Regions from separate parts of the Homo sapiens genome. Here region 1 is linked to region 2. Evidence: read pairs that join two places in POLR2A ChIA-PET (ENCODE). Cell type or tissue: CD4-positive, alpha-beta T cell. All regions are shown on one strand. Each heading gives the region's core, and the rest is flanking DNA. Links, peaks and the distances in the headings are about the cores only.

Region 1 (16,427 bases), core at 3,824-11,823, 150 kb before region 2:
GACCAGATATTCCACTCCCTGGAAAGGAAGGCATGGGATTCTGCCTCGTGGCACAAGCCAGTCAGTTACTTTAGGTGCCTAATAACCATTTAGCACGGTCGTCCTTGACTTTGATGTTGGCTGCACATTGGAATCACCTGGGAGGGTTAAACACTACTGATGCCTGGCCTGCACATGGAGATTCTCATTTATTTGCTCCAAGAGTGGCCCTGGCATTGGGATTCTTAAAAGTTCTCTGGGCGATGCTCTAAGGACCGCTCTCCTGAACCCCCAGAGTGCTATCCGGTGTGTCGATTGCAACTTTTGCAATTGATATTTGAAACCAAATAGGAGAATTGTAAAGAATATTTGACCCAACTGGTTTCTGCTCATCATTCTCTCCCACTGGGATCTTTCTGATCTGATCCGTTTTGCCATCCAGTGCATTCGGGCTAGGACAGCCATGCTTCTGTAGGGACGTCTTTCCGAGGTCTATATCCATAAGGAGATGCATCTCTGGGTTTCCTAGACATGGAAGCCTCACCCGAGCCAATCTTCCTTTTAGTTGTGTCCTTGTAGGAAGAAATGGCTTCTATATGACTAAAAATATCTTCCCCCCATTGATAAAAAACCAAGTCCTGGGAATACCATTCAGCAAAATAAAAAGAAACAAACTACTCATAGGAGCATGCTCCAATGTAAACCGTGAAAACATCGTGCTCAGCGAAAGAAGCCAGACACCAGAGACCACGTATTGTATGAGTCCATAATAGGAGGTGTCCAGAAAAGGCAAATCCATAGAGAGAGAAAGTGGATCAGAGGTTGATTGGGGCTAGGGTGGAACCGAGAATAACTGCAAAAGGACACAGGGCTCTTTTTCAGTGACTGGAAAGTTCTAGAACTGGATTGTGGTAATGCTGCACAACTCGGAATTAACTAGAAATTATTGAATCACACTGGAAAAGGTGAGTCCTGTGGTACATAGGACTCACTCTTTTCACCTTCACTTGAAAAGGATGAGTCCTATGGGCTCCTGGCCTCCCCAGGGCTGTGCAATGCCCAGGGATGGCAGATGCAAAACCTGTGACGCTTGTTCTCCAGAGGGAGGCTGAGGCACACCACTTGCTGGCTCCGGCTGCTTCCTGGCGGTTTCCAAGAAGAAAGAGTGTGCCCTGAGAGGAAGTGGGGCTCCATGCTGAAACAGCCCCATGATTGGCTAGCACAGGGGAAAACTCTCAAACTATTTTTCATGGAGTGACCAGAAGGGAGAGAGCTGTTCAATTCCTGCTGAAAACTGACTCCCTGCCCTCGCTCCTCCCTTTCATCCTCCCCTCCATCCTCCCTTCCATCCTCTTCTCCCTCCTCTTCTCTATCTTCCCCCCTTCACCCTCCCCTCCGTCCTCCCTTCCATTGTCTTCTCCCTCCTCTTCTCTATCCTCCCCCCCACCCTCCCCTCCATCCTCCCTTCCATCTCTTCTCCCTCCTCTTCTCTATCCTCCCCTCCCTCCTCCCTTTCACCCTCTCCTCCATCCTGCCCTCTCTCCTCCCTCCCACCCTGCCCTCCCTCCCACCCTACCCTCCGTCCTCCCTTCCACCCTCCTCCCTTCACCCTACTCCCCCCTTCCACCCTCTCCTCCCTCCTCCCCTCCACCCTCCCCTCTCCTCCCTTCCACCCTCCCCTCTCTCCTCCCTCCTCCCCTTCATTCTCCCCTCCCTCGTCCCTTCCACCCTCTCCTCCCTCCTCTCTTCCATCCTCTCCTCCACCGTCTCCCCTCTCCCCTGCATCCTCTCTTCTCTCCTCCCTTCTCTCTTCCCCTCCCACCTTCCCCTCATCTCTCCTGCATCCTCCCCTCCCTTCCCCTCCCTTCCCCTCCCTGCTGGCTGGAGGAATGTGCTGGGCATGACTCCTGCTGGACCTTGTGCTGGAAGGTGGTAGAAGCAGGGAGCAAAACCAACTTGGCCTCGCCTTCAGAGCTCGCAGCTCGCTGAGGGAGAGACAGATTAACCTCATGATGACACACATCCAAGCCTGAGTTGAACACATATGGTGTCTGAAGGACGAGCCTGCCATGTAACCCGGGGTGTAATTTACAGCGAGGTCCTTGAAATGCTCTTGGCCAAGGGGATACTGAGGTGGAGACTTGCAAGGCAAGAGGGGCCCCCAGGTGAGGAGAGAAGAGGAGAGCGGGCAGCATGGCAGCAGAAAGGCCATAGGCCACCCAGTGGCAGGAGAGGGGTGCAGGGCTGGGTGTGGAGAGGGCAGGGGAGAAGGGAGTGGAGGAATGAGGGGGGAGTCTGGCCCCTCCCCAAGCAATCTGCATGGCCTTTTCCTCTCCCACCAAAGGCAGCCCCCAGAGAAACACACTCCAAGTAAAAACAGTAGCTGCTGCAGGGACAGCCTCAAGAGAGCCCGTTCCCCATCCCGCCTGCGGGTCAGAGATGACCAATCTGCCGTTGGTGGGTCTTGTCCTCAGACACGGGAAGGCGTTGCTGAGGTGTGGACTGGGGTCTGCCCTGACCTCATTTAGGTCAACTATGGGCTGGGAGCAGCTCGTGACTCTGAGCTGAGTGACCAGGGACCTTAGATCCAGAGGGGCAAGGTCACCCCTCCCAGGGCTCTGGGGTGGACTTGGGGTTGTGGCTGCATTTGGGGTGTAGGGATCCAGGCCAGAGGGCTAAGCCCTGGTTTCGATGAGCTGGAGAAGAGCCTGGAAAAGTTTCTGGCCGGGGGATTGGGTAGGGGCCTGCTTGGGAACTGCCCCCTGAAAAACCCCACTGGGCCTTGATTTTGAGACAAGCAGGTGTTCTGAGAACTTCTTCCTCCCGCGGCCGCCCCTCCTCCAGGCCCTCTATTTATAGCGCTTCCTCTCTTGAGCTCCGCGAGAAAAGTGCTCTTGAAACACACAGAAGAGAAAAATTCTGAAAAATGTCAAACCACAGGTCCTTTCCCCTCTCTTCCGTTAAGATCTAGGTTTGTACTATTCCTGGTTGACCCCAGAGTAGACAAGGTCAAATGGGGCATCCTTGGGTTATCACAGTGGCGTTCAGAAGGTGCTGGCTGAGTCCTGGCTCCTCTCTGCAGCCTGTCTGGGACTAACTCAAGGGGCAGGGAACAGGAGACCCTTTTCCACCAAGAAAATATGGGGCCATGAAGGTCTAGCCTGATCTAGCACGTGAGTTTGGAGAGATCAACAGCAAAGATGGTGAGATGGGAGTTGGAAAATATCAGACTCTGAATTGGAAGCCTGATGCCATGTTCTAGTTCAAGCTCTGTTTGGGATATCACTTCTGTCTCTGAGTATATTTCCCTCTCTGTAAATTAAAAGAGTTGGACTAGACCCGTGTTTTACAAACTTTTAAAACACAGAGCACACACAACGGAAACAGAAGTCTTATGAAACAGTATTTGTCCTTATTACGATGTATTTTCTTTTCTGTTCTGTTTCCTTTTCTCTTCTATCTCATTTTTAAAAAGTTCTGATCATGGCCCACTAAAATGATCTCGAAACCCACAATAAATTATTAAAGTAGTAAATTTTATGTATATTTTATCACAATTAAAACAATTTTTTTTTCTTGAGACAGGGTCCTGCTCTGTCTGTCACCCAGGCTGGAGTGCAGTGGCAGTCATGGCTCACTGCAGCCTCCATCTCCCAGGCTCAAGCAATCTTCCAGCCTCAGCCTCCTGAGTAGCTAGGACTACAGGCATGCACCACCACACTCAGCCAATTTTTAAATTATTTGTAGAGATGGGGTCTCACTGTGTTGCCCAGGCTGGTCTCAAACTCCTGAGCTCAAGGGATCCTCCTGCTTTGGCCTCCCAAAGTACTGGGATTACAGGCATGAGCCACCTTGCCTGGCCCAAAACAGTTTTTTTTTTTAAACCAACTAATTGTGGATTTTAACCCAATGGTTGAAAAATACCAGACTACACATATTTAAGTTCTCCTCCAATTATTTTTAAAAACCTAATTGTTCAATCACAGAGGAAAAGTGCCGCTTTGACAAAACATTGATCATTTTAAATTTTATTTTCAGTTTTTAAAAAAATCAAGTTTTAAAATGTTTTCTTTTTAAAAAATCAACCAAGGATAGTTTCAACTGAAGCTAAACCAAAATACCCTGTGGCCCAGCATTCCCCAATCTGGGTACATCCTAAAGAAAATGAGTATGTAAGTTCACCAAATGATGTGTACAGAAATGTTCACAGCAGCACTGTTTGTAATAGCCCCGCATGAAATACAACTCATGTTTATCAAAAGGAGAATAACTGTAATCCCAACACTTTGGGAGGCTGAAGCTGGCAGATTGCCTGAGCTCAGAAGTTTGAGACCTGCCTGGCCAACATGGCGTAACGCTGTCTCTACCAAAAAATACAAAATTTTCCAGGCATAGTGGCATGCACCTCTGGTCCCAGCTACTTGAGGGGCTGAGGTGAGAGAATCACTTGAGCCTTCGAGGTCAAGGCTGCAGTGAGCCATGTTCATGCCACTGTGCTCCAGCCTGGGTGACGGAGTGAGCCTGTCTCAAAAAAAAAAAAAGAAAGAAAGAAAGAAAAAAGAAAAAGAAAAAATAAAAGAGCATGAATGTGTAAGTGTTGGTACAGCCAAACAAATGAATAGTATATAACAATGAGAGTGAATGAACTACAACTGTTACCAATGTAGATGAGTTCCACCTGTTGGGCTCAGTGCCTGATACCCCAAAACATGGCACCTTGGCAACTGATAAAACAAAGAAACGAGATGATCATGAGACCCTTCCCCCACCCTTCTATGTGACAGCTGGCCATAAAGGAATCCTCTGACCTACTTCACCAGAAAACAGATCATAAGATCCTCCTTCCAGGACCAGGCATGGTGGCTCACGCCTATGATCCTGTAAGCGCTTTGGGAGGCCAAGGTGGGAGGACTTGAGGTCAGGAGTTCGAGACCAGCCTGGCCAACATGGTGAAAACCCGTCTCTACTAAAAATACAAAAATTAGCTGGTCATGGTGGTGCACACCTGTCATCCCAGCTACTCAGGAGGCTGAGGCAAGAGAATTGCTTGAGCCCAGGAGGCAGAGGTTGCAGTGAGCTGAGATTGTGCCACTGCACTCCAGCCTGGGCAACAGAGTGAGACTCCATCTCAGAAAGAAAAAATGAAAAAGGAAATTGAAGAAACCTAAAGAAACAGAGAGACCTGTGACTTTTCCATGCTTAGGTTAGATGAAGAGTGGATGATTTTGGAGAAATAAGATTGGAGGAAGACAAGGGTGTGATCGAATGGGGAACCCCTGGGGGACTTAGCAAGGCTTGTTTGTTCAGGCTCCTCCCTGTGACCCTGGTGCCTTCAGAGGTAAGGATGTTCCTTTCTTCTGGGTGTGTGGAGGGGAACTTTCAAACGAGGGTCTATAAGCTGCTTCGGGGGTGGGGAGGGGCATGGTGGGGGTAGGAGTGACCTTCTTGCTCCTCCTGTTTTCTTAAATGCCAAGATGCCATGTTTTGGGATAGCGTGGCCTGAACCCCATCATACTCCATGGGCCCTGACCCCTGCCATGGGAACTGTAGAAAGAAGAGTGTCTGCGTTCACCCAGTGCACACACTGGGTGCTGGCAACTGAGTCAGGCACTGGGGAAGGACGGCACCTCCATCTTGCTCGAAGAGCTTGGCCCTAACGAAGTCTGACCGGGTGAAGAGACTCTCATTTAATGTTACCGACTCTGCGCCTTTCAGGCTCTGAAGCTGTCCGCACAGTAGGATCACAGGTCGGGGATGGTCAGGACAGGGGATTGTGTTGAATCCAGGGATCTCCCCAGAAGTTGCTTTTCTGACTAAATAGCTCCTTGGGGCATTTTCTTGTAAAATTTTTGCCAACTGCTTGAACCACTCCTTCGGCATTTCCCTCCCGATCTTGGTTCGCTGATGTAAGGGACATGTGTCTTGTCCCCAAGCTCTGAAGTGAGGGTGGTTTTGTTTCTCTTGGATTATCACCTGGTGGCCAGCAGGGTGGCTTAAACATAAAAGGTGCTTAAATCACAATTTTTGACTAAAGGAGAGAAAGAAGAAATAATTCAATTAAATTGCAACTTCCTCTTGAAGGAAGAGTGCAGGGAGAAAAACACCGCTGGTTTGAGATATTTGAGGGTTGTCTTACGTCACAGCATGTTGCATAGAAGTGGAAGGTGCCCACGTCTGCTTTTTCCTAAAGAGCATTTGCTGTGGAGGTCTGAGGCTGGTCTGGGTTGCAGTGACGTTGGTGGCTACCTGAGTGACCGCAGTGACTCAGCCCACCTCTCTGGGTCTCAGCATCCTCATCTGCAACCTGGTCGGATTAGACAGGAGCCTCTATCAGGTTCCTCTATGTGGTGACTCTATGAGGCCAAGGGAAGACATAAGGGTGGTGTCTCATCCCCAGCTGTCGTCCCCACGTTGAGTGCCATGTGGTTCCCAGTGACTTTTGGGTTTCTCAACTTTCCCCTCAACATTTAAGCTCCTTGCAGGCCATGGGTGTGCCTTCACACCCCCTCCCCAGTGGCCAGCACAGGGAGCTAAGCAGATGCTTGATGTGTCCTGTGGGAAGAAGTCTCTGGATGATGTGGGAAGACAGGCTGTGGAGGGCAGGTTTGGAACAGTAACTACCACTGGCCCTGCATTCAGCAATCATTCAGCACGCACCCACCAGGCTGACCCCTGTGGAGGCCCTAGGAGTTGATGATTGAGACTTTGTCACTTCCCTAAACAGCTCCCAGTCTGACAGACACTAGTCATTTATGGTGTACACTAATATAGAGACATTTGGGGACTAGAAGGGGAGCACCAAAATGAGATGCAGGGTGTGGGGCAGCCAAGGAAGACTGCCTGGAGGAGGGCTGAGTCTTGTGTGAGAAGGAGTTAAGCAGAGTTGATGAGGGTTCATGGGGAGGGAAAATGCATTCTGGACAGAGAGAACAGCATATCCCAGGTCATGGAAATCGAATCCTGTCCTAAAGACCCTCAAAGGATTTTAGGTAGCGAATAACACAATCAGTTGTGCCTTTAGCAAACTCATTCTGCAATCCTCAGTGGGATGTAGAATATAAACTGGATTGGAGAATTAAGATCGGAGACCAGGAAGCAAGAAGCTGTGGCTGTCCTGGAGAGAGACAGTGAGGACTGGGCTGAGGCCACAGCCACGAGAATGCAGCAGAGGTGATGAATGAGGACCGAAAACTGGGGTGACGGCGGGGGCGGGCATGGCACATGAGGAAGAGCAAGGTGGGGCGGGCAGGATGGCCGTGGGTAGGTGCTCTGTGGGGATGGGCGAATCCACATGAGTTTGGGGCTGGAGAGGACACATTTGTAGTGTGGTCCACACTGCTTGTGCTGCTCCCAGCACACGGCAGGATTCCACCTTTTTTTTTTTTTTTTTTTTTTTTGAGATGGAGTCTTGCTTTGTCACCCAGGCTGGAGTGCAGTGGCACCATCTCAGCTCACTGCAACCTCCGCCTCCCAGGTTCAAGCGATTCTCCTGCCTCAGCCTCCTGAGTAGCTGGGAGTACAGGCATGCACTACCAAGCCCGACTAATTTTTGTATTTTTAGTAGAGACGGGGTTTCACCATGTTGGCCAGTCTGGTCTCGAACTCCTGACCTCAGGTGATCCACCTGCCTCGGCCTCCCAAGGTGCTGGGATTATAGGCGTGAGCCACTGTGCCCCACCAGGATTCCACCTCTTGAAGTTAGGTGTGGCCACGTGACTTGTGTTGTTCAAGGAAATATGAGAGAAAGTGACAAGAAACCTCTGGGTGGGAGAGTAACGGTCCGGCACACCATTCCCTGTGCTCTCCCTCCCTCTGTGTCAGCAGCTGGAGGGGTTGGGCAGATTGTCTCATCCTCAAGCTTGACCTCTGGGAAACCTCCTCGGCCACCTGGGACCAGGAAGAGCCTCCTCCTGTGTGTTCCTTGGCACCCTGAAGTTGCTATCTCTGCGGCGTGCCTGTCACCCCATAGAGCTCTCACCTGTCTACCTGTCTACTTTGCTAGAAGGGAGGGTCTGTCAGTGCCGAAGACCTAGGTGGTTCTGGGAGGTCAGCATAGTGTAGACACTTGGTGAGCACTACATGGGTGAGTGAGTGTGTTACTCCAGCGTCAGCAGTCCTGTCAATGATTAAATGTAAAAAAAGAGGAACAAGTACATCTGTGCCCACCCCACACTCCTTTTCCTCTTCATCATTAAAAAAGAAAGAAAAAGCAAAAACGGCAGCACCTGGACAGCTCAACCACACTGCTGCTCTGCCCACGTGTGGGGCTGAAGCAGCTCTGGGAACACAGACGTGCAAACCACAGAGATGCGATAGCGGTGCCAGCTCCGCTTTCCCGGGGCAGGCACAGAGCGAGGCAGAAATCAGTACCTTGTGAAGCCACTTCAAGGGTAGCAGCCGGTAGGTGGGCTCAGCCACAGTTGCACTGTCCGCAGCCCCTGCTCTACCTGTCCTCAGGAACACTGGCCCAAAGTCTCTGCATCCTTCAGATCTGGGAGAGCCTATATTCGGCCACCTCCCCACTCCAGCCCCAGCTTCGACTGCCTTGTAACTGAACCCACCTGGAGGACCCGTATCTCCATGCAGTTGGCCTTGAACAAATCACTTAACTCCTCTAAGCCTCATTTTATTCATCTGTGAAATGGGGATAATGATGCCTCTTTGCGGATAAAGTGAGGTGTAAATAAGTAAAGCTAGGAGTGTCTGACACAGAGGAGGTCCTCAATCATGGGTGCCATCGTTGTCACTTTTCTTGCCATTGGTTTCCTGACCTGAGTGAACAGGAAACCACTGTGCTCTATTGACCCTTGTCCAGGGCCAGGTGGAAGAGGACAGATGGACTAAGATGAAGGGGGCTGATGAAGCACCTGGAGGAGGAACCAGGGTAGTCAGTGGGTCAGGAAGTCACATGTCGGGCTCAGGGTGTGGAGTGCAGGGATGGAAGGCCACTGCATCTGAAGCGGAGGGGGTTTCAGGCAGCTGAGGCTCTAATCAAGTCTGATGGATAAGCTGGGAGGCTTTGGAAACATCCCATGCCTCAGTGTCCCCACTTAGAAGGCAAAATGGTTAGACTAGATCGAGGGTCCTTCACCTTTTCTTGAGCCACAACCCTTTTGGCTGAAGCCTGTGGACCCCTTCCCAGAGTCCTGGTTTTTAAATGTATAAAGTAAAACACCTAAGATGAAAAGAAACCTTTCATATTAAAATATAGTGATCAAAATGTTTAAAAGTACTTTTTTTTTTGAGATGGGGGGTCTCTCCCTGTCACCCAGGCTGGAATGCAGTGGTACAGTCACAGCTCACTGCAGCCTTGACCTCCCAAGCTCAAGTGATCCTCCCACCTCAGCCTCCAGAGTAGCTGGGACTACAGGCATGCACCACCATACCTGTCTAATTTTTTAATTTTTGTAGACAAACTCTCGCTATGTTGCCCAGGCTAGTTTCGAACTCCTGGATTCAAGCAATCCTTCTGCCTCAGCCTCCCAAAGTGTTGGGATTACAGGCATGAGCTACCACGCCTGGCCAAAGAAAAGCAGATTTTTAATATAATGTCCTACACACTTCTTTATTCACTACTGACATGTCTAATAGTGACTGTAATTTCAAGGTAGTGACGAGCATAAATAATGCCTTAAGGTACCTGGATCACCTGCACTGGGCGATGAAAAGACTTGCTGTGGTTTCTAACAAACAGCACCCAAGTCTCAGGCACTCTCCCGCCACTGTGGCTGGCCACTCGTGTCCACAACTGAAACATCACATTTCAGCTGGGGCCTAATGGAAACAAAGATGGCATCATTTTCCCATCCAGCCTCACAGCCCCCCTGAATTCTGGCCCCCACCACGGGCTGGATAATCTCTTCCACCCCAGCAGATGATTTATATAAGAGCCTGCTGCCGTTTCTACCCCATGGAACTCAGCTGGCTGAAATGAAATGTCTCTGCCCAGGAAACAATTAGACAATAACCCAAGACAATGTGACATTCAGTGCGTGGCCTCAGCGATAAACACAGAAGGAAGGACCCGCAAGAGTGGTGGGGGGATCCACAGAACTTGGGGCAGGGTCTGGTTCTGTCAGGTTCGCTGGGCCTGTGGGGGCTGCAGCTCCCGCTTAGACAAGGTCCCTGATGGGCAACAGAGATGATAACTTGGCACGGGGCGGGGCAGACCCCAGGCCCTCCTGTGTGTGGGTTGCAGCCCTCCATCACTTGTACACAGTCAACTTAGAGCCCGTGGCTGCGCCCAGCTGTGCCTCAGTAAATGCTTATTGAGTGAATCAGGAATAAACCCCGTGTGGGTGGTATTCTATAATTTCTTGCCCTTTTGTGGGGGCCTTCTAGGTCTCTTTTTTTTTTTTTTAACATTTAATCCTAAATGTTGTGAGGACGCCCAGGACGTTTCTCCTGGGGCTTGTGGTCTGTGGACAAGTCAGGCACCTTTGGAAACTGCCTCAGCTCTTCCTTCTGGGGGTGGCAGGAGGGGAAGTTTATGGTAAAGGTGTATGATAAGATAGGACCTTTTCATCTAAGTTATCTCCAACAGGCCTGGAGTTTTGGGGGCATATTTGAAGGCCCGATTTACATATGGGGAAAATTGGGTCCCATAGCCTCTGTCAATGGGAGGCCAGGTAGGGGAGTGTGTTGACCACATTCTAGACTAGGGGAAGCCGGGACACAGTGGACTGGGGGCAGCTGTTCCCCTAGGCTGGACAGCTGGCTGCTGACTGGGGTGGGCTTCACGCTGGGTTCACAGGCAGCCTCAGAAAGAACAGGCACACTTACCGTGTCAATGATGACAATGACGTAGTGAGGGCCGCATAGTCTTAATCAAAGGAGCTGCTCGATGCCTCATTTATTAGCCAGTGATGTGGCAGGGAAAACCATTCTTGCCCTTTGAAATGAGAGGAGAAAAAGAGCGGTGGCCCGGTGGCCTCAGCCCGCAGCCTTTCCCTGCTGGGGAGGGGTGGGTTTAACCTGCAGTCCCGCTGCCCAGCCCCCGCTAACTGCTGCTCTTGGAGCGCTGCCTGCCTGGGCTGCAAATGCACCTTTCAGGCCCCATTAAGGCACCTTGCCTGGGTCACAAAACCCAGGAAATCCAGAGCCAGGGCGGTCTCCCCTCCACCTTCACACACGGAGCTGAGAGTGTCTGGGTCCCCAGGGGGCGTTTCTTGCTTTCCCTTGCTCGCTGCCCCAGTGCGGGGAGAATGGTGGCTGCTTTTGAATTTCCTGACTCTGGTGGCTTCACTGTCACATCTATGGTCTGAATCCCAGCCTGAGGGGTGTGCAGGGAAATGGAGCTGAAAGGAAATTGGCCTCCTGGGGTGACTTTCCTCCTCCTCTCTTCTCTAGGGGATGGTGGGGGCTGTGCGCAGGCATCCTGTGGCGGGGAGATCACCTTGACTGGCACCCTGGGTGTTTTTTCTCTCTCTCTCTCTCTTTTTTTTTTTCCAGCAGGGGTGTAAAGGGAGGAAGAGTGTCGAGTTTTGTGCCATGAACAGATTCCGTTTCTGCAGAGGACAGCGTGCAGGGGACACCCTTCGAGGCTTTGGAGCCACCTAGGAAGCAGGCTGGCTGCTGCACAGGCCTCTGCTGGCCTCCTTGCACATGTCCTTGGTGGGTGAGGTAAGCGGGCCAGGGGGTCTTCCCAGGGCATGGGAAAGGTGCTTGGGCTCCAAGAAAACGGCTCAGATTGCAGCTGCTCTGCCCCCATGGCCTGGTGAGCTGCAGCTCACTCTGCTTCCACCCGTCATCGGTGTAGAGCACGCCCTAGCCTACGCGGGGTGTAGAGCACGCCCTAACCTGCGTGGACGCTCCAGGATCCCGGCCACTGCTGTCAGGCCAGAAGGAGCAGAGGCCAGCGTCAGCCTCCAGCCACCGATAGGACCAGGCTACCTTTGCTGTGTCACCCCCGGGGGAGAATTTTAGAACACTTCTGGAAGCGCTTTTGGTAATTCTCCCCCTTCATGACTGCACTGATTGATCATCTCTGAGCGGAGGCACGCCTGGCACGCTGCAATCAGCACTGTGAGCCTCAGAAGGCAAAGGACCTTGTAACAGGGTAACTTCAGATAAAGGCACAAATGACTGATGTTAGGTCCTTTCCTGAGAGCAGATGGGATGGGGGAAGGGTGGGGTGCTTGTGCTTGTGGGGAGAGACCCCATGGGGTGGAGACGCAGAACACGGGGTGCAGAGGAGCTCACCTTTGGGCAGGTGTGGGGCCACAGCCCGCGCAGCACAGTCCGGGAGCTGTCAGTGCCCTGCGTCCTCATGTCTACCGACATCAATGAGCAAAGGAATGGGATGGACCAGCAGGAGGACAGGTAGCTAGGATTAAGGTGTGAGGCTTAGCGGCTTGGCCTCTCTCGATGGCTCCTGCTTTGGGTCTATGTGGCTGTCCAACCCTGCTGACCTCCCCAGACTCACAGCAGTGGTGACAGCACCTGCCACCCCCTCCTTGGGGTATGGATGTGACTTTTTTGTGGCTTCCAGCAGGGCCCAGCATCCTGGGCACTTGTTTTGTGCCAAATACCAAGAAAAGGAAGAAGACGAGGCCAGCCCCTCAAGGGCTAAGGGTTTGCTGAGCGTGCAGAGGCGTGAAAGAGGCCTGTGAGTCACTGCGGAGGCTCAGTCCCCACCAAGTACCAAGCAAGCGCCAAGGGTGGAGGGGCTCACAAATGCTGCTGAGCCGGGGAGGCTTCAGAGAGGAGGTAGCCCTTAGCTGGGCCTCGAGGCTAGTGCGGTGTCCTGGCAGCAAAGGGGGCACGAGGCACCCCGGCTGAGGCAGGGAGCCACAGCACGCGGTGAACCCTGAGGCTGGAATTCCTGAGGGCCAGGCAGAGCTGAGGCTGGGGGAGATGTGCCCTGGGGAAGAGGCCCCTGAAAAATCAGGAAGGGGGGCCCATTGCCAAGGGTTGGGGGTGCGTCAGGAGCCAGTCCCATCTCTTTGCCCTGTGAGGCCTGAACAAATTAAAAAATGAACACACAACTTTCCAAAGGCACCAGATAGCGGCTCTGTGCCTGGTCAAGTCGGTTCTAGAAGGTGAGGGGACCTGTGGTTCGCACCACCTGAGCTACCCTAGGTCGGCTCAGGCCTCAGGCCCCTTCCCCACAGCCTCCCACCTTGCTCGGCCAGCAAGTTGTTCAGGAAAGAAGGGGAGGAGGAAGAGGAACCTTCTCTCGTGGTTGGGAGCTGGTGAAACTCACGAGAGGGCCTTGGAGTCTGTGTGCTCTTCCAAAGAGCGGTCACTTCAGTGCGGGCTGGTTGGCCTGCCCCACCCCTGGGGCTCCCGGGTCACTTCTCCACAGAGTGAGTTTGAGTGTGTGAGCAAGTGTGTGAGAAGCGTCAGTGTGTGTGAGTGAATATGCGTGAGTGGGTGTGCAAGTGTGTGCACGTTTGAATGTGTGTTGGTGTGTAAAGTGGGTGTGAGTGTGCATGTATGTGAGTGAATGAGTGTGTGTGTGAATGGGTGTGTGTGGGTGGAGTGCATGTGCATGGGTGTGAGTGGGTGTGTGTATAGTGTGTATATATGTGTGCATGTTTGTGAATAAGTGTGTGTCATGTGTGCATATGTGGGGTGTGTATGGAGTGTGTGTGTCTGTGTGAGTGTGCGAATATATAGTGTGTGCACACACCTGTGAGGATGGGTGTGTGTAGTGTGTGTGCACGTGTGAGTGGGTATGTGTGAATGAGTGGATGTGTGTGTGCATGAGCATGTGTGTGAGTGTAAGCGAGTGGAAATGTTATGTATGCAAGTGCAGGTGTGTGTTAGTATACACGTGTGAGTATATGAGTGGGTGTGCAAGCATGTGAGTGGAGTGTGAGTAGGTGTGTGCACATGTCTGCATGGTGAGTACAAGTGTGTGAATGGGTATGTGTGCACATGTGTGAATGTGTGCATATGTGTATGGGTGGGGAAGTGTGTGCATGTGTGAGTGGGTGTGTGTGCACATCTGTGGGTGTGTTTTCACACGTGTGAATGGGTGTGTGAGTGCATTGTGTGAGTGGGTGTGTAGGGTGAATGTGTGCATGTGAGTGGGTGTGTAGGGTGTGTGCATGTGAGTGGGTATGTAGGGTGTATGCATGTGTGTGAGTGGGTGTGTAGGGTGTGTGCATGTGTGTGTGGTTGTGCATGTGTGTAGAGTGGGTGTGTGAGTGTGCATGTGTTTGGGTATGTAGGGTGAGTGGGTGTGCATGTGCACGTATGTGTGTAAATGGGTGTGTGCACGTGTGTGAGTGGGTGTGGGTGTTATTAAAGAAAACTGGAGCCGACAGCAGTTGGAGCGGTGGACGCAGATCTTGCTCAGGAACTCTTGCAATTGGAGAAAAGTCCTCAGGACAGAGCGGGGCTCCATTCCCAAAAGGACGAGGAAAATGGGGCTCATCCCCAAGGAGCAGAGTTGGGGGATGGGAAATTACTGAAAGGAAACATGAGGGTTCTTGTTAAGATGACCTAAGCCGATTCCTGCTGAAAGCCAGGGTGATCTGATGTCGAGGGCGGGGGTGAGGAATTTGACCAGATAAGAGAGGTGACCAGAGATCAAGGCTGGGTGGTTCCGTATGGACGCCCAAAGTTGGGAAAGCCCAAAGAAGAAGGCTTAGGGAAGCCTTACTAAAGTTTGGTCAAAAAGAATGGTGTGTGTGTGTGTGTGTGTGTGTGTGTGTGTGTGTGTAGGCAGTGCAGTTTGGGGTTTGGGGCTGGCCCAGACAGAGGAGATGGCAGGCCTGTGCCCAGCGTCCCTCACCGGCCCCTCCCCTGTAAGCTGGGCTGCTTTGGTCCTGGGAAATCGCTTCCCCTGGCTGCTTTCCCAGGGCAGGCAGGAGCCACCTGGGGGCTGTCCTTGACTCTTGAGCTAGGCCAAGTGCTCCGAGATCTTGCCATTCCTTCGGTTTGTTCTCTGCACTCTCCTTCCCTGGGAGCAGCTCATGAACTGAAGGTGGGACAGGGCAGAGGTGGCTTCTCTCACCAACTCCAGGACATGTCTGTTTACTTAGTTAAGGGGTTAGAATGCTAGAAAAAAAACTCTTGCTTGAGTGTAATCTGTAAAAGAAAGAACAATATAAAACAAAGTAGCAAAAGGATCATTGCGTGGGTTTTTACATATTTCTTACTGTGTTGCCATTTTATCAGGGCCAAACTCAGAAGAAAGCAAAACCTCAACAGCTCTAGCCGCAGCTTTGCTTTAGCGATGTTTCCCCTGCACGTCTTCTCTTCTCAAACAGGTCCTAACACTCTACCGCAGGCAGTAGGAGACCATGCTTTTGCATCTTCCAAATGCAACCAGTAGCTGGCACAGCACTTGGGGAATTCTTGATAAAGTTAAAAATATGTATAAATTCAATTTTCAGAGTGCATGACTAGCTCTACCTCTGTCGATATATCATCTCTATCTTCACCTATCTTTATCTATCCACCCACCCATCTATCTCTCTATTCGTCTATCCATTATCTAATCTATCACCTCTATATCCATCTGACATTATCTATCTATCTATCTATCTAATCTATGGATTCATTCATCCTCTATCCCTCTATTCATCTATCCATTATGTAATCTATCATCTCTATATCTCTCTATCATCTATCTACTTATCATCTATCTATCCAATCTATCTCTCTATCTATCCATCCATCCTCTGTCCCTCTATTCATCTATTATCTCTATATCCATCTATCTATCAGCCACCTGGCATCTCTAGCATCCCTATCATCTCTATATCTAAGTAATCTGTCATATCTGTCCACCTGCCTATCTAATCTAGCATCTCTGTCTCTATCTATTCATCCATCTATGCATCCATCCATCCACCCATCCTGAGGTTCAAAGGGCTTTCTGGTGCTCCTCTCTCTGCCTTTCAGCCTTGCTTCCCTTCCTTTCCATTTGAATAGAAGCTCCTTCTCTATTTGCAGAGATGAGACAGAGATGTCTATACCTGGGTTGACATGAGGCACAATCTACAGCAGGATCCCCACCAGCCAGCCTCAAATTGTTCAGGAGGGGACAGCTATGTCCTGAATCGAGGGAGGTTTAGGGGATCATGGACCTGGTGCCCTTCAAGTCAGCATCTGACTGCAGAAGTAAGCCATTCAGAACCTGGATCTCAGTGCTGGCTGCATGAGCTACAGTGGTCCTTGGGCGAGCTGTACACCCTCTGTACACTTTGGTGCCTATGTGTGCACCACGTAGACCATCACGTGACCCCAACCTGCTGTGCACAGAGCACTGCATAGACCCACTCCCACTCTTCTTTTTGTCACAGTTTGGAAATTAAGGCTTAAAGGATGATCAGAATGCAGCTGAGAGAAATGGAGGTGGGTAAAAAGAAGGCAAGGCTAGGTTACTTAGCAGACTGGGAAAAGTGCATTTGAAATAGGAAAATATGTACACGTTTTCAACAAACAACCCAATAGAAAAAGGGGCATACAATTTGTACAGGCATACAGAAAGA
Region 2 (16,427 bases), core at 3,202-11,201:
TTAGAGGCTTGATGAGGCTTGCGGGTGGTGACAGAGGGGATGGGGCAAGAGTGCCTGAAATACTCAAAGCCCCAGTAAGTAGGCCCAGAAAGTGAGACAATAGAGCACAGTGATTACAAGGCCTATTTTATTTCAAGTAAGAGAGTGATGCTGGAGGATGACACAATGTAAAATGGCCTTAATAAAATGTCTGAATGATTGTAGAGGTAACTATCAATGGAGAAAAAAATGATTTCACAACTGCAAGTATTCTTAAAACACACACCTTTTTAAAAACCAATATTGCCTTTTATTTTATTTTATTTATTTATTTTTTGAGATGGAGTTTCCCTCTTGTTGCCCAGGCTGGAGTACAATGGTGTGATCTCGGCTCACTGTAACCTCCGCCTCCCAGGTTCAAGCGATTCTCCTGCCTCAGCCTCCCTAGTAGCTGGGATTACAGGCATGTGCCACCATGCTCGGCTAATTTTGTATTTTTAGTAGAGACGGGGTTTCTCCATGTTGGTTAGGCTGGTCTCGAACTCCTGACCTCAGGTGATCTACCTGCCTCGGCCTCCCAAAGTGCTGGGATTACAGGCATGAGCCACTGCACCTGGCCTTAATATTGCCTTTTAAAGATGGTAGTTTGAACATACATATTTATCTCCTCTGTTCTTTCCTAAAATCTCATAAGAGTGACATTAAAAGGATTTTTTTTAAAGGTATAAGCCCACAAAGATGAAGAGTAGATGATCCTAAAAATTTTTCTAAGTTAGAAAACAGCAACACTATACAGGGTAGCTATCTTGGCAAACCTGAGAAAACCAAATACTAAGCCACCAGTGGTGAAATCTGAGAGGCAACCTGATTAACATTTGACTTCCCAAAGGTTGCAGGGCCAGGGCTTTCCAGAAGTGCTAAGAGGAAGGCAGAGCACTGCACAGCCACCCCCTGAACTCTACCCACCTGCTGGCTGGCTGTGGTATTCTACAAAAATGTATTTGGTGTTTGGCTCCCAAAAAATCTTCGGCATCACCTAAGTGACAGAAGTGCCTTTTCTTCTTCATAATGAGCCCCTTTCAACCACATCTGAATTTACCCTAATGGGTTATTTAGGTAGAGCCCCTGGATAGCCTCAGATGGAGCTGGCCGACCAGCAGGAAGACCAAGTGACTAGAGGGGTGGAACTTTCAGCACCACCCACCAGCCTCCAGGAAGTGGGGTGGTGGGAGATGGAGCCCTATAAAAACTCTTCTGCAGTGAAATTCAGACAGCTTCTGGGTTGGTGAATACATGGAAGTGCTGAGAGGGTGGGGTGCCCACAGAAGGCACGAGAGCTCCGTGCACTCTCACCCACCCTCGCACCTTGCCCTTCCATTTGGCTGTTCCTGCGTTGTATCCTTTATAATAAACCAATAAACGTAAGTAAAATACGTTCCTGAGTTCTGTGAGACGTTCCTGCAAATGTATCAGACCTGGTGGGGGTACAGACCTTGTGGGAACCCCCAATTTACAGCGGGTCAGTCAGAAGAACAGATGTCCTGAAACGTGTGACTGGCATCTGAAGTGGAGACAGTCTTCTGAGACTGAGCTCTTTGACTTGTAGGATCTGATACTAACTCCAGGTAGAAAGTGTCAGAACTGAATTGAACTGCTGGACACTCAGAAGAACTGGAGTACTACTTGTTAGCGTTGGAAAACACCCCTCACTGCCTCTCCCCATCTTGGCAGATGGCTGGAGATTTATTATTTAGAAGCAGAAAAACGGAAGGTCTTGAGACTGGAGGGACTCACAGACACCACTGACAGTACAAATACAATACTAAAAATCAAAATTTGTCCACTCAAGTCAAGGTTTATTAGTAAATGTTAAGACTCCCAGGCTTACACCCTACAGGTATTAGAGTGGAGAGTATGATCTGGGGAATCTGACCAACCCATTGGTGGTGAGCAGGGAAGAAACAAATGCACAGATCCTGACACTGGCATTCCCAAACATCCTCACCAGGGGACCTTATGACAGAGCCCATGGTCATCGAGGACCTCATCCCGAGACTCCAATCAGCTTTTAAAAAGCTGGATCTTAAATCCAAACAGATAATCAAAGGCTTAGAGATATGTAAGGAAAACTCCTGACATCAAAAGCAGAAAACAAAGAGGTAAAAAGGAACTCAGAAGAAACATAAACTGTGTAGAGAAATAAAACCTGGGGGGTGGGTAGAAGAGGCAGGTAGTGAAGAAACTATCCTCAATATGAGAGGGATAAAAAATATCGCATCCACAAAATGAAAACAGGATGTCAGGAAAAATGAATATTCAAAAAATAAAGAGCTAATAAAAATTTAAAATAGGTTATAAATATTTTTAAGAAAACCAAAACAACAAACCAATAAATGAAAACCTACTCAATCTCATTTGTCATCAAGGAAATGTGAACTGAAATCACAAAAATATATCACCACACATCTGCTAGAATGACTAAAATTAAAAGGACTGCAACATTCTTGGACCACTCACCTGGGGGAAGCTGTAATAGCTGCTATGTCAGGAGGCAGCTCCGTGGTGAGGAGCTGAGGCTTCCTGCCAACAGCACTGTGAGTCTTCCAATCCCAGTAAAGCCTGAAGATGACTGTGGTCCCTGACATCCTGAGTACAACCACATGAGAGACTCTAGGCCAGAATCACCCAGCTAAACTGCTCTTAAATGCCTGACCCACAGGAAAACTAGCAGTATCTTCCAAATCTAAACATATGTATACACTATGATTCTGCTTTCCACTCCTAGGTACATACCCAGCAGAAATGCATACATATATGCAACAAAAGACATGTTCAAAGACATTCAAGCTGCATGCAGTGGCTCACATCTATAATCCCAGCACTTTGGGAGGTGGAGGTGGGAGGACTGCTTGAGCACAGGAGTTTGAGACCAGCCGGGGCAACATGGAGAAACCTCATCTCTACAAAGAATACAAAAATTAGCTGGGAGTGGTGGTGCGCACCTGTAATCCCAGCTACTTGGGAGGCTGAGGTGGGAGGATCACCTGAGGCCAGGTAGTTGAGGCTGCAGTGAACCATGACTGCGTGCCACCACACTCCAGCCTGGGCAACAGTGAAACCCTGTCTCAAAAAAAAAAAAAAGAAAAGAAAAGGAAAAAGGATATTCATAATAACAGTATTTGTACTATTCCCAAATTATAAACAATCCCAATGTCCATTAACATTAACAGTATTATGAGGCCAGGCACGTGCCTCATGCCTGTAATCCTAACACTTTGGAAGGCCAAGGCAGGAGGATCACTTGAGCTCATGAATTCAAGACCTGCCTGGGCAACATAGCAAGACCTTGTTTCTACTAAAAATAAAAAAAACTAGCCAGTCCTGGTGGAGTGCATCTGTAGTCTCAGCTACTGGGGAGGCTGAGGCAGGAGAATTACTTGAGCCCAGGAGGTCGAGGCTGCTGTGATCATGCCACTGCACTCCAGCCTGGGCAACAGAGCAAGACCCTATCTCAAGAAAAAAAAAAGCAGTAGAATGGATAGATGGTGGTATTCACACACCAAAATACTATACCAATAATGGAAAAAAAATTAACTACAGGTACATACAGCAACACAGGTGAAACTAAACAGAATACTGAAAAAAATAAGCAAGATACAGAAGAGTCCACATCTCTATTATGTAAAGTTTAAAAACAGACAAAACTAGATCAGGGTGTTAAAAGTCAGTGTAGACTTCTGGGAGGAAGGAGTAACTGTAAGGTAGCAAAAGTGGACCTTTTAGGGAGTGGGTCACATTCTGTTCTTCAACTGGATGGTGCTTAGAAGGTGTCACTTTGTAAAAAGTCTGTGAGCTCTGGACTCAAGATATATACATTTATACCTCAATAAAAATTTATTTTAAAATATTAATTAGAATAATTGCAAGGTAGAACCCAGGAAACCTCCCAGCAAGGAGAGCAAAAACACAGAGAAAGAAAGCAGGAAAAAAAAAAAAAAAGATGAAAACTGGACCTGTCCAGGAGACTGAACATCTAGGTAATAGGATTTCCAGAAAGAACTGAGAAAAATGGAAGAGGAGGTGATCAAAATAATTCAGGAAAAATTCAAGAAGAGAAATACAGGGATCACCTGTTTGACAGGGCCCACACCAAGTGTACAACCCAAATGGATGAATCTGCTTGGATTCATCACTCCAAAGCACCTCATCAAAACTGTCACAAAGTATTAATAATCAGATCAACACTAAATTCATCAACAGCCACACTGCAAGGTACCTACCTTAAGAGGTAGGTACCTACCAAGAGATAGCATTTCCTTAATCATTTCTTCCTCTACATCTTTCCTTTCCCCCAGGACAGGCAAACTACCATATAAAGAAACCGCTTACTCTCAATACTGCTAATTTCTGAGAGTTTAAAAATGAATCCCTCACTAGCCAAGACACCTCTGGAACCTCACCAAACAGGAGTGGATCACAAAGGTCCTGCAGTGGCTGTGGATTCTCTATCCTGGGTGCTCACTGCCCCTCTTAACCTAATCTGACTCTGCCAAAGTGGTTTAACACCTTTCAGGGAAACATGAGCTAAGAGGCCAAAATCACTAGGCAACCTTAGAACACAGTCGCAACAAAAAAGAAACAAACTGAATAATATTACCAACTAGGAAAGCAACATTTTTAGAAAAGATGAACCTCAAGTTATAAAATATATTAATAGGTATACTAATAGAAGAGATAAAAGAAAATATTAATATCTCAAATTCCAGCTGAATTTTTAAAGATAACTGATTAACTTACTCTAAAATTTATACAGAAGAATAGTTAGGTTAATCTTGAAAAGATGAACCAAAAAAAAAAAAAGAGTAACCTGTTCTACTAGATATCAATACATACTACAAAAACAAAATGGCTAAAAATACTAGAGCATGAACAGACACACGGACCAATGGAATAGAGAGTAAAGCAGATACACACACAGACTCACAATGTACACATACACACACAATATACATGCTGCTGTGCACTGAACTTTGTCTCCCCCCACCCCTAAATTCATATGTTGAAGCACTAGCCCCCAATGTGGTGGTATTTGGAGGTAGGACCTTTGGGAGGCAATTAGGTTTAGGTGAGGTCATGAGGGTGGGGCCCCCATGATGAGATTAGTGCCCTTGTAAGAGGAGGAAGAGAGACCAAAGTGAGCTCTCTCAGCCATGTAAGGACACAGCAAGAGGGTGGCCATCTGCAAGTCAGGAAGACGGCAGGCCCTCACCAGAACTTGACCATGCCAACATCCTGATCTTGGACTTCTAGCCTCCAAAACTGTGAGAAAATAAATTTCTGTGTAAGCCACCCACTCTATGACAGCACGAGTTTACTAAGACACTCATATATCCTATGACCCTACATTCCTGCTCCTGGGTTTATATGCCAAAGAGAGTCTGTCACAGGCCCATGAGAATGGCTTAAGATTAAGGATATAGATAAAACAAGGTGGCCATGAGTTGATCAGTGTTGAAAGTGGGTGATGTTGAAACATGGGGTTCATTACAGTGTTCTCTCCTTTCTTATACATGCTTAAAAATTTCTCTAATGAACCCAGATATCAGAAACAAAGATAGAAATTAAAATATGGGCTGCTTTAGTGGCCCACAAGGCACTTGACCTAGATACAAGCCCCTGGAGTTGAGGGCTGGGATTTTTAGGTCTAGTAGAGCTAAAAGAGGTGACCTTAAGCAGCTCAAGGAAAGAGAGCTGGGACTGAGCCCAGACCATCAAAGATCACTGTCTTTTAGAGAGAAGACTAAAAATATTCCATTTATAGTCTGCTGAAACAACAAAGAAAGTTAGCTTACATTAAAAGCCTTGGAAACAAAAAGATCAAACAGTCCTAACAAAAAATTAAAATCTAAGGCCAACATCATACCTGAATTTGTGGCCTAGATTTACCCCCACTTGAATGGTCTGGGAGCTCTAAGGTAAGAAAATAATATAAAAGCTAATCCAGGCAACAAAAACCCCTCAGGACCCAGCAGTAGTAAACACAAAATCCCTCAACAGAGATACTTTTGTGAGCTGGGGGACATGGGGACTCGAAGAGCAAATGAAACCACTGAAAATGAGTTCACAATAAAAAATTAAAACTCTAAGAAACAACAGACTACCCTGAGGGAGAATTTGATAACCTGAGAAGCAGAAGTGAAAAACAATTTAAAAACTCTAAGTATGTATAAAATGATTAAGTGCTTTTTTAAAAAAGAATGGGAAACAATGAAAAGAAAGCACAGGCCAACATGACTTCATCTCCCAAAGCATCATGCAATGGCTCCCGAATGCCCTGATTAAAGGCCAAAATTAGTACAATGGCCTGACAGGACAGTGACCACTCTTACCTCCCTGGCCTCATCTCCTGCTATCTTCCCACACCCCATCCCCCCATCACTCTGCTCCAGCTGTCCACGTACGGGATGGTCCCATCTCCACCTGAGGGCCTTGGCACTGGCAGTCTCTGATATCTGGAATACTTTCCCCAATATCTCCACATAGCTCACACCTTGACCCCTTCAGGTCTTTGCTCAAATATTACCTGATTTCTGAAGCTTTTCCTTACTAGAATTATTAAAACTGCAATCCCACTCACACCCTGGCATTCCCTTCCCTAGTTTATTTAGTTTTGTACAACACAGATCATGATCTGGCATATATATATTACAAATTTTTATTTTGTTTACTGTCTTTTACCCTCAATTACAATGTACAGTCGATGAGGACAAAGATTTTGTCTGCTTTGATCAGTGCAGGATCCTCAGAGCCCAGAACAAGGCTTATCATAAAGTAGGTGCTCAACAAATAATTTAACAAGAGGAAAAGAGAATGCAAAAAGATTGGGGAAATCAGAAAAGAGCCGATTGCTCTTGTAAAATATGAGGTAGAATTCTCTCATTCATTCATGCATGCATAAATACCCAAACATTTACTAAGTGGCTACTTTATACAAGGAAGTGTCAAGCTATTCTCTTCCTCACTTTGGAAATTCTTTCTTCTCCTAAAACATGACTGAAATTGACTTCCTCCATAATTTACCATAAAAGATTAGCATATTTTCTAAGTTAATAAAAGTACGCAATGTACTGAAAATCATCTTTTACAGTTCAGCTTCCTGTTCCTTATTTTTATTCTTCTTCAGAACTCATGTGCATGTCCACACCATCAACCATCAATTTCTATCTAACTATGTTTCTAAGTACAAACTCTCGTTCCCTACTTACTTACTTTCTGGGTTTTGAAAATATTCTACTTGTTGTTGATACCACTATAATCTTGGACATTGATATAGAAATGTAAAAAGTAGTAATTAAAATCTAACACTTGATCTGTGCCCAAGAATTAGCTAAGGAGCATTATTTAGGAAGACAAAAGCTGATGACTATAAATGTGACCATAATATTCACCTCTGCTAAATTCCAATTATTTTCTTATTAACATTTACATACATGTGCATTCTAGTGAAAACAGTCTGTGGTTCATATAAGACTTCAAAGAGACACAAAATGGCAAACAATATTACCATATGCCCTTGATAAAAATATCTGCTTACAATTCTCTTTGATTAGCTCAATAATTTTCAGATAATGATTATTTTTTTCTTTAATGTTACTATTAGGGCCAAGTAGTGTGTTGCCTCACCTTACGTAGTTAAAATTTGGAACTGTGCTGAGCTGAGCCCATGAATAATCAGAACTAAAAATCATTCTTAGGTTTACATCATAGGAGTTTCACAATTGCTATACCAGTGGTGTTTAAAATACTTTATTGTGTTGTTTAGGAAAAATTAACACACATACACAATACCAGTTTTTAATTCTAACTACAGCACACGCCTTTATGAAATAGTCACAGGGTATCAAACTGTTAAAGGTGTTTGTATAAAGTATAATACCATTCTGTTATTTATTACAAAAATGTTTCACCATATGATCCCCATTTAATAACTTATTTTAGAGGAGTTAAAGCTTTTATCAAGTTCTATGTAACACTGCCATCTAGTGCAGTGTTACTGCAGGCAATGCCTACTGAACTGCTGAGCATGCTCATTTCAGAAAGGGGAAAACAGCTTTAACATGGAAGCTTACAGTCTAGATTGAAGTTCTGTAAGAATTCGTAGTAATAATATGAAAAATGTAATTTATTTTGAATATTTTATTTTATAAATGTTTCAAATATGTCACCCTACCAACTCATTATTTAGCTCTTACCTTAATGGTGTCAGGATTTTCTCATTCTATTCCTCTTTAAGTATTTATAAAGACTTTCTGGAAGTACGTACTTCAAAATTTAAAAATACCCCTTGCTTATAAGAAAGCAAAAAATCAATCACTTAGATTATATAGAAAAAATATCAAACCTCTTTGTATTACAGAATTTGAGAAATATAATAATAACTCTACATTGCAGTGAATTATGTCCTGGAACAAGTTCTGCTGTACCAGTACTAGGCTGCACAGAACATCCTGGGAAATGCGGTCCCTTGGCTGGACTCCAATTAATTTCTCTAGTTCTCTAAGCCTACTTATGAATCTCACAATAAAGAAGAGCACAGAATCAGAATATAGCTCATTTAAACCACAGAATGCTCACGGTTTAAAGGGATTTCATAGGCACTCCATTTGTGGTACCTACCAATGAGTGGACTTCCTGCAACACCCCTGCCTCGCACTCTCCCAGCCACAGCCTGAGTATCCTCAGTGTCAAATTCAGCAGCTCCCAAGGGAGATCACCTCATCTTGAGACAGTGAGTGCTGCAAAGTTACTCCTTATGCCAAGCCCAAAGCTATATCCCGTAGCATGTCCCCGTGGTCTTCATTCACCACAGGCCATTCCCCCCTTATTTAACTCCTCTTTCACTGGGCAGCCCTTTCAACAGTGGAAGACAGTTCTGCCCCAGTTTCTTCTCTCTGGGGTAAGCAATGCCTGTTCTCCACCTGTTTCTCCCATGGCCAATCTCCATCTCCACCCCATCCTGATGCCAACCTGGACCACCAGCAACATCCTTGTTTCCCTGTAATCCTACAAATGGCATCTAGGGGCATATTAGTGTCAACTGGCAGTCACTCCATGATGCCATTTCACAAGCCAAACAACTCTATCATTCAGTGCCTCTACAGCTGATTTTTAAGACTCAAGAGAAAGACCTAATGTTCTCTCTCTTACCTTCTTTACCTTTTGTGTTTCTTTTTTTTTTTTTTTTTTTTTTTGAGACAGAGTCTCACTCTGTAGCCCAGGCTGAATGGAGTGCAGTGACAGGATCATGGCTCACTGCAGCCTCGGCCCTCCAGGCTCAGGTGATCCTCCCACCTCAGCCTCCTAGGTAGCTGAGACTACAGGCACATGCCACCACGCCTGGCTAATTTTTTGTATTTTATGTAAACACAAGGTTTTGCTATGTTGCCCAGGATGGTCTCCAGGACTCAAACGATCTGCCTGCCTTGGCCTCCCAAAATGCCGAGATTACAGGTGAGAGCCACCATGCCTGGCCTCCTTCTATGTTTCATATTTTGACTATAAAGCCCAAAACTCCAGCTTGCTGAGGCAGCTAATGTGTTAGAGCTATTGTTCTTCTGAGAAGACTGCTAGCAGCTCCCCGAAAACCCACTGTTCCCTTATCTCCAGGGACACAACTGCCCAGGTAAGATTACATCTCCCAGCCTCCCTGTGATTAGGTGTGGCCACGTGACCAAGTTCTTGCCAATGGTTTGGGAGCAGGAGTGACATCTGCAACCTTGAAGGCACCTGGGGAAAGGCAATCCCTCCTCCTGCATGCCCCTTCTTTCTTCCACACCAGCTGGAAGCAGAAGCCATGGAGCCTCCTTGGAAGGCACATGTTGAGGAAAGCAGAGGTGCTCCACCAGACCAGGCCCTTGACGACTTACCGGTACAGAGCCTGCCTACCCCACAGGGTGGTTACAAAAGTGAAATGAACATCTGCGCTCTTTGAGCCACTGTGTCAGCGGTTTGTTACAGAAGCTTAGCCTCCACCATTACTGAAATATCCTCCTAGTTTTTGTAATTTGCAAATCTGATGAGCAAACACACTATATTTTGGTATTTTTTATCACTGATAAAATATTAATCAGAACAGCAGGGACCAAGAATGCTACAAAAAGATAAATGTTACTCTTTCAATTTCAAATGACTATAATAATAAAGGCAGATACCTTTCAGAGCATAAGAAAGCAGCAGTAGCAAGTGGAAGGCTCTGAAGTGAGCAGACTCTGGAACAGAGCTAGTTTCTTCCTTCCTTACTTATATCCTCCTGGACAAGGCAAAGGTGCTGAGGACTGCAGGAAAATACTGCTTCGGCTTAAGTCATGAGGAAAGGTTCCAAAAGGACTCATTGATTTTACTCAGGATAACCTCCCCTCCCTTCCCCTCACCATTTAGAAATCTAAAGCTATGAAATTCATCCTTATCATCAAAATATGATAAATGAGCAAGCCTAAAATATGCTCCAAAAATTGCATCAAAGGACACAATCAACAAAGAAAAGAGGCACCCTACGGAGTAAGAGAAAAAATATTTGCAAATCATCTGATAAGGGATTAACATCTAGATTACATAAAGAGCTCCTACAGCTCAACAACCAAGAAAGATTAACAAATGGGCAAAGAACTTGAATAGGCAATTCTCTAAAGAAGAAATATATATAAATGGCCAAGAAGCCCATGAAAAGATTCTTGAAGTCACTCATCATCGGAAATGGAAATGAAACCACAATGAGACACCACCTTATGCCCATGAGGATGGCTACTACAGGAAAGGAAGGGAGGGAGGGGAGGGAAGGGCGAGTGTGAGAGAGGTGTGCCTGCGAGCCAAGATAGGGAGAAACTGGGCATTGTGTTGCTGGTGCAGCTGCTGGGGAAAACGATACAGCCATTCCCCAACAAACTAAAACCAGAATTACCACACGATCCGGCAATTTCACTTTCAGGGATATAACCCAAAAGAACTGAAAGTAGGGACTGAAGAGATATTTGCTGTATGATGGGTACAGGCTTTCAGTCTGGGAAGATGAAAATGTCCTGGAGGTTGGCTGCACAGCAGTGTGAATGAACTTAACACTACTGAACTGCACATTTAAACATGGTTAAGACGATAAATTGTCTAATACATATATATATATATTTAACATGTCAAATTTGTTCTAAGGCCACATTTATGTTTAATATCTTAGTATAATATCAGATACAAATAAGAGTTAAAATGGAATCTTCTCAAGGCCCTAGCCCAGGAATACACATAGTCCTACAGAGAAAAACTGTTTCCTAAAAAAGAGGATGCTTCCAAAGAGGGCAGAAATGGTCTACAAGCCAAAATGTTTTAGAGTAAGCTTGTCCAACCTGCAGCCCATGGGCCACATGGGCCCAGGACAGCTTTGAATGCAGTCCAACACAAATTAGTACACTTTCTTAAAATATTATGAGTTTTTTCCATGATTTTTTTTTTGATCATCAGCTATCATTAGTGTTAGTGTATTTTATGTGTGGCCCAAGACAGTTCTCCCAATGTGGCCAAGGGAAGCCAGAAGATTGGCCACCTTGTTTTAGAGGAATACATTCATATCTATTATATAAAGCTACATATTATATAGTATTATGTAATATAATATAGAAATATTCATAAAGTAACATTAAAATATTTTATAATATTCTACCAATTAATAGCTTTTAAAAAAAATTATTTCAATTTCAAAGAGACTTTAGAAGGGGTAAAGGTGAAGAGCTCCAAGACCCACTAATCATCTGTAGGTGGCAGTAGAAGCACAGTATTTATGTCAAAGCAGCCCTGAACTATCAATCGGTATGGAAAACCGGAGACCATACATAAGAAATCTGGATCTATTTCATATTCAAATAAACTGTGTGAGTACTCCTACATTCAATAAATTGCAACTAACTTCTCTGATACGAAACCTTTTTAACTTGCCCACTTTTACCTTAAAACCTCTACACAGCCAATCCCAATCTACCTATTTCTTTTTGTCTCATTATTTTATTTGGTACGTCTTTGTAATTGTATCTACCTAGAAACATTAGCCATTCATTTTTTGAGACATGGCATAACCTTTCTTACAGAAAAACACAAACACCAGTCGAATCCATATGCCTGTTAACTGAGGGCCTGCTGGGTGAAGCACTACTCTAGATGCGCTGAAACGTTTGAAGACGCACGTGCCAGGTCCTTGTTCACAAGGCACACACAAAACGAGAACAAGAAGAAGAAAAGGGGTGAAAGTGCAATCAGGGATCAGTACCCACATGACTGTCAAAGAGAGATGTGTCACAGATACTTCAAACTCCAGTTCTAAAACCTGTAATTACTGATCCTAAATCAAATGTTCCATTCATGTTAGAAGAGCAAATCCTACACCAGAGGCAGAAAGATGTAAGCCAACACAGTCTGAGAACCTTTTTTCCAAAGAAGCACAGCGGCAGCTGGCCTGTGGGTCTCAGGGTGGTCCTGCCTGCCTCCTTCCTTCCCTTCTCAGTTAAGACTCTCTTTAGACTGTGGCTTGCTGAGCGCAAGAAGCTGTATGAGCTGAAAGTCATAAACTTCTCATAAAGTCTACCCATACAAATGGTATTAGCAATAAGAAGATAACATTGCTGCAAATATTCAACTGAATGGAGTACTAGTTTTATTTTATAAGCATACAAGGGAGAGTTCTGGTAAATACCTTGTCTGAGTAACCAAAATCAATGCAGTTTTATTACCAAGAAAAAAACAACACGTCTTCCTCTAAAGGTTGATTATAATGTCTCCAAGAGGTCGACTTAAAAATAAATTTAAAATATGGTAAAAAACATACACACTGAAGAACAATTAAAAAAAAAAAAAAAAACAGCGATGGCAAAGATCAGGAACTAATGTGACCCCATCAGGGGACTGAGTGCTTTGCATTTAGAGTAGGCCCAAACTTCAGCAGACACATTCTTGGTTTTCCTCCCTGGGATGAGGACTTAGGAAATGCATCCTGGACGCATTCAGGCTTCCATGCAGCCTCCAAGCTCCTATCCTGCCGGCTCCTATCCACAGTCCTACAGAAATTCAGAGGAAGACCAAAGGTAAAATACTCTCTGCAATGCAAAGAGTTGGGGAGAGGAATGCCTTCAAATCACACAAGGCCGGAAGTGGATGACCCCTCACAGAAGGCCTCACCCAACTGCCCCTGGGGAGAGTGACCATCAGAGAAATGAGCTAACATGGTTAAGACAACCTGGTCAGTTAGTGGCACATGCTGGGCTCCTGCACAGCTATCCAGTCCCAGTCTAAAGACAGGAAAAATTTAAATAAGCTACAAAGAAAAAAAGGGGACAAACGAAGCCAAGAGAACTAGTGCTTAGTGTCTACAGCATGCACTTTACACAAGCTATAAGGCAGTTTTTAAATAGGAAAGGTAACACATATACAGAAAAGTACAGCATGCCAGAAAATCCATTTGCTTCTTTTCCCTTCCCTAGCCTGTTCTCTGTCCCAGAGGCTGGTGGGTCCAAACTCTATGCAAAGGCTCATGGGCCCCTGGCTTCCTGCTAACAGGAGCCTCAGGGGAGATTTAGGCCAAGAGGAACCTGAGGTCACAGTGTACATTTCCCTGGTTCCTTCCTGTAAGGGAACCTCAAGCTTACCGTCTCTCAAAAGAAAAGCACTGCTCCAAGACAGCTGACTTGACTGGGGTCTCTCCTTCCAAGTTCTAGTAACCTCTCCCTTCCTTGATCTCTTTGGGCCTAAGTGTGGTGAGGGTAAGAAAAGCAACAGCTCCAGGATCCTGCCATACAGATGATGGGGGACCCTTCCTTATTATTACACATGCCCACACCCCACCCAAAAGGTTTACCACCTAAGCATGAAATCCTAAGCACTGTATTTTCATTTCATCTGCTTTTTGAAATTTATACAAATGGAATCATATGATATGAATTCCTTCATGTCTGGCTTTTTCAACTTAACACTAGATTCATGAGATTCATCCATGTTGTTCTATCTGCCCTGTGTATCATCAATTGTGATTGTGACTTGCACTCCACTCTATGCCTACACCACAAGTGACTTATTCATGCTATAGTTGAACATTCAGGTTGTTCCTAATTTGGAGTTGTTGTAAATAATGTTACCGTGAACATTCTTGTCCATGTCTCCTGGTACGCAGCATGTGTTTTTACTGGTTATAGACCTAGGAGTGGACTCTGAGTCATGGAGTGTTGGTATCTTCATTTTAATACTTAAACTGTTTTCCATATTTAAACTCCCACCAGCAATGTTCCTTGTTACTCGATACCCTCATCACTCAACATCCTTGCCAGCACTTTGCACTGTCCGTCTTTTTCATCGTAGGCATTCTGGCGAATGGATAATACCCTGCTGTGGTTTTAATTTTCATTTTCCCAATTATTAATAAAAAGTTGAGCAGATTTACATGTTGCTGACCATTTGGATCTACTCATTCTTAAGTGCTTGTTCAAGTCTTTTGGCCATGGAATGGCAGAGATCCCAGACACCACAATTACATGTACGAGCTGCCAGGATCCAGCTATAAAACCTTTCCTTGAGAATATCAACTCATTAGCAAGAAACAGGGAGATAAAAAGATGGTCTATTCCCTCAGGAGATTGTTTGCTATAAGTCAAATTACCATTTATGATGATTCTCTATTAAGTAGGGCCAACTTCAACAAAAATTACTAAAACGAAGTATAATATTATAATGCAAAATACAGAAAGAACATACAATCTGAGAGTCATGAGTAAATATTTCTGGGTCACACCATGTAAACTACATACTTTGCAGTCAGCATGAAGGTTAAGTTAGCTCAAGCATGTGAGGCTCTCAGAATCATGCCTGACAGTCACCTCTGATTACCTTTCATAATTTAGTTAAGAATAATGGCAGATATAATAAAAAATCCTAAGTAACTTGTCTTAAACCAACAACCCTCAACCTTATAGATACATGTTTACTTTTACTATACAAATGGCTGTGTACTAAAATCCTCAACCACACACACTATTATATAGGTTTATGTTTAAATAACCTGATAACACATCTCTTGTTCCTTTACCTTCCACAAGTCCTTTTTTTTTTTTTTTTTTTTTTTTTTTTTTGAGAGGGAGTTCTGCTCTGTTGCCCAGGCTGGAGTTCAGCCTCAGCTCACTGCATTCTTGGCTCACTGCAACCTCCATCTCCCGGGTTCAAGCGATTCTCCTGCCTCAGCCTCCTGAGTAGCTGGGATTATAGGCACGCACCACCATGCCCAGCTAATTTTTGTATTTTTAGTAGAGACAGGGTTTTGCCATGTTGGCCAGGCTAGTCTCGAACTCCTGACCTCAGGTGATCCACCCGCCTCAGCCTCCCAAAGTGCTGGGATTACAGGCATGAGCCACCGTGCCCAGCCCTCCTCTTTCTTCTGAAATGCACTTCCTCATATTACTAGGTGTTAACTATACAGTGGTTCCCCCTTATTCTCAGAGGATACATTCCAAGACCCCCAGTGGATGCCTGAAACTGCAGATAGTACCAAACCCTATACTTACTATTTTTTTCCTGTACATACATACCTATGATAAAGTTTAACTTATACATTAGGCTCAGTACCTTTGTGTTTTGGGACCATTATTAATTAAATAAGGGTTACTGGAACACAAGCACTGTGACACTGTGACAGTAAACCTGATCACCAAGGTGGCTATGAAAGTGACTAATGAGTGGGAATGTCTACAGTGTGGAGACACTGGGCAAAGGGAGGACTCATGTCCTGGGGAGGAAGGAGCGGGACAGTGAGAGATTTCATCCTGCTGCTCAGAATGGCATGCAACAGAAAACTTATGAATTGTTTATTTCTGGAATTTTTCCATTTAATATTTTCAGACCATATTTGACTGAAGGTAACTGAAGGTAACTGAAGCCTCAGACAGCAAAATTGCGGATAAGGGGACTACTGTATACCCATCTCCATTTGCACCTCTGGTAACTGTGAGATCAGAATGTGCAGCAGAAGGCTGTGTGCCTCACAATAACCATGGAGTTCTGCTCAATCTGCTGCCTTGGCGACTCTGGATCTCTCTTCCAATAGTAAAATGTCACACTGCAAACTCTGGGCCTGGGGTCCCATGGGACTTCAGTGGTTCCAGGACTGATTTCACTGCCATCACTTATATATGGTTAGATATGGATTCAACTTGTTTGCTGTGAGGTTAAGTGTCTGAATGTCTACATGTCTATACATCTTTAAAACTACACACAAAAATTGCTAAAGACAAGAAATTTGGGAATATTAAATTTACAATACAATTTAGGAAACCAAACAGAAAGGAGGTATACTAACTGGGTTAGAAGATTATAGCTGTAAATTGTTGGGACTTAAGAAAAACCACACATTTAGACAAATAGTTTCTCAATCT

What was found. Peaks named below come from ENCODE experiments on the same cell type or tissue, not always from the same donor. Only the 100,000 strongest peaks of a DNase experiment are listed, where the experiment ranks them.
Region 1: POLR2A ChIA-PET joins it to region 2 with 10 read pairs; 12 of 35 experiments call an interaction of 5 or more read pairs at or near these places.

Annotation. Positions count from the first base shown.
Region 1 is chr13:99,412,231-99,428,657 of GRCh38, reverse strand. No RefSeq gene overlaps it. Among named protein-coding and RNA genes, the nearest start is that of LNCARGI, 12 kb to the left of the region's middle. RefSeq lists enhancers at 2,085-2,244, 8,163-8,272, 8,283-8,372, 8,423-8,562, 10,548-11,467 and 1 more. In CD4-positive, alpha-beta T cell, for the core only: CTCF peaks have their summits at 6,344 and 6,543; DNase peaks (open chromatin) are centred at 6,267, 8,267, 11,357, 11,685 and 2 weaker places; H3K4me3 peaks cover 2,298 bases; H3K27ac peaks cover 2,661 bases.
Region 2 is chr13:99,261,415-99,277,841 of GRCh38, reverse strand. The region is part of intron 4 of UBAC2 (UBA domain containing 2); the gene reads right to left. It overlaps LOC124903198 (a long non-coding RNA gene), which reads left to right and starts at 16,138. Exons shown (of 3, transcript XR_007063846.1): 1 at 16,138-16,219. RefSeq lists a silencer at 15,321-15,543. In CD4-positive, alpha-beta T cell, for the core only: CTCF peaks have their summits at 7,803 and 8,006 (motif pointing left); DNase peaks (open chromatin) are centred at 4,541 and 8,041; H3K27ac peaks cover 2,887 bases.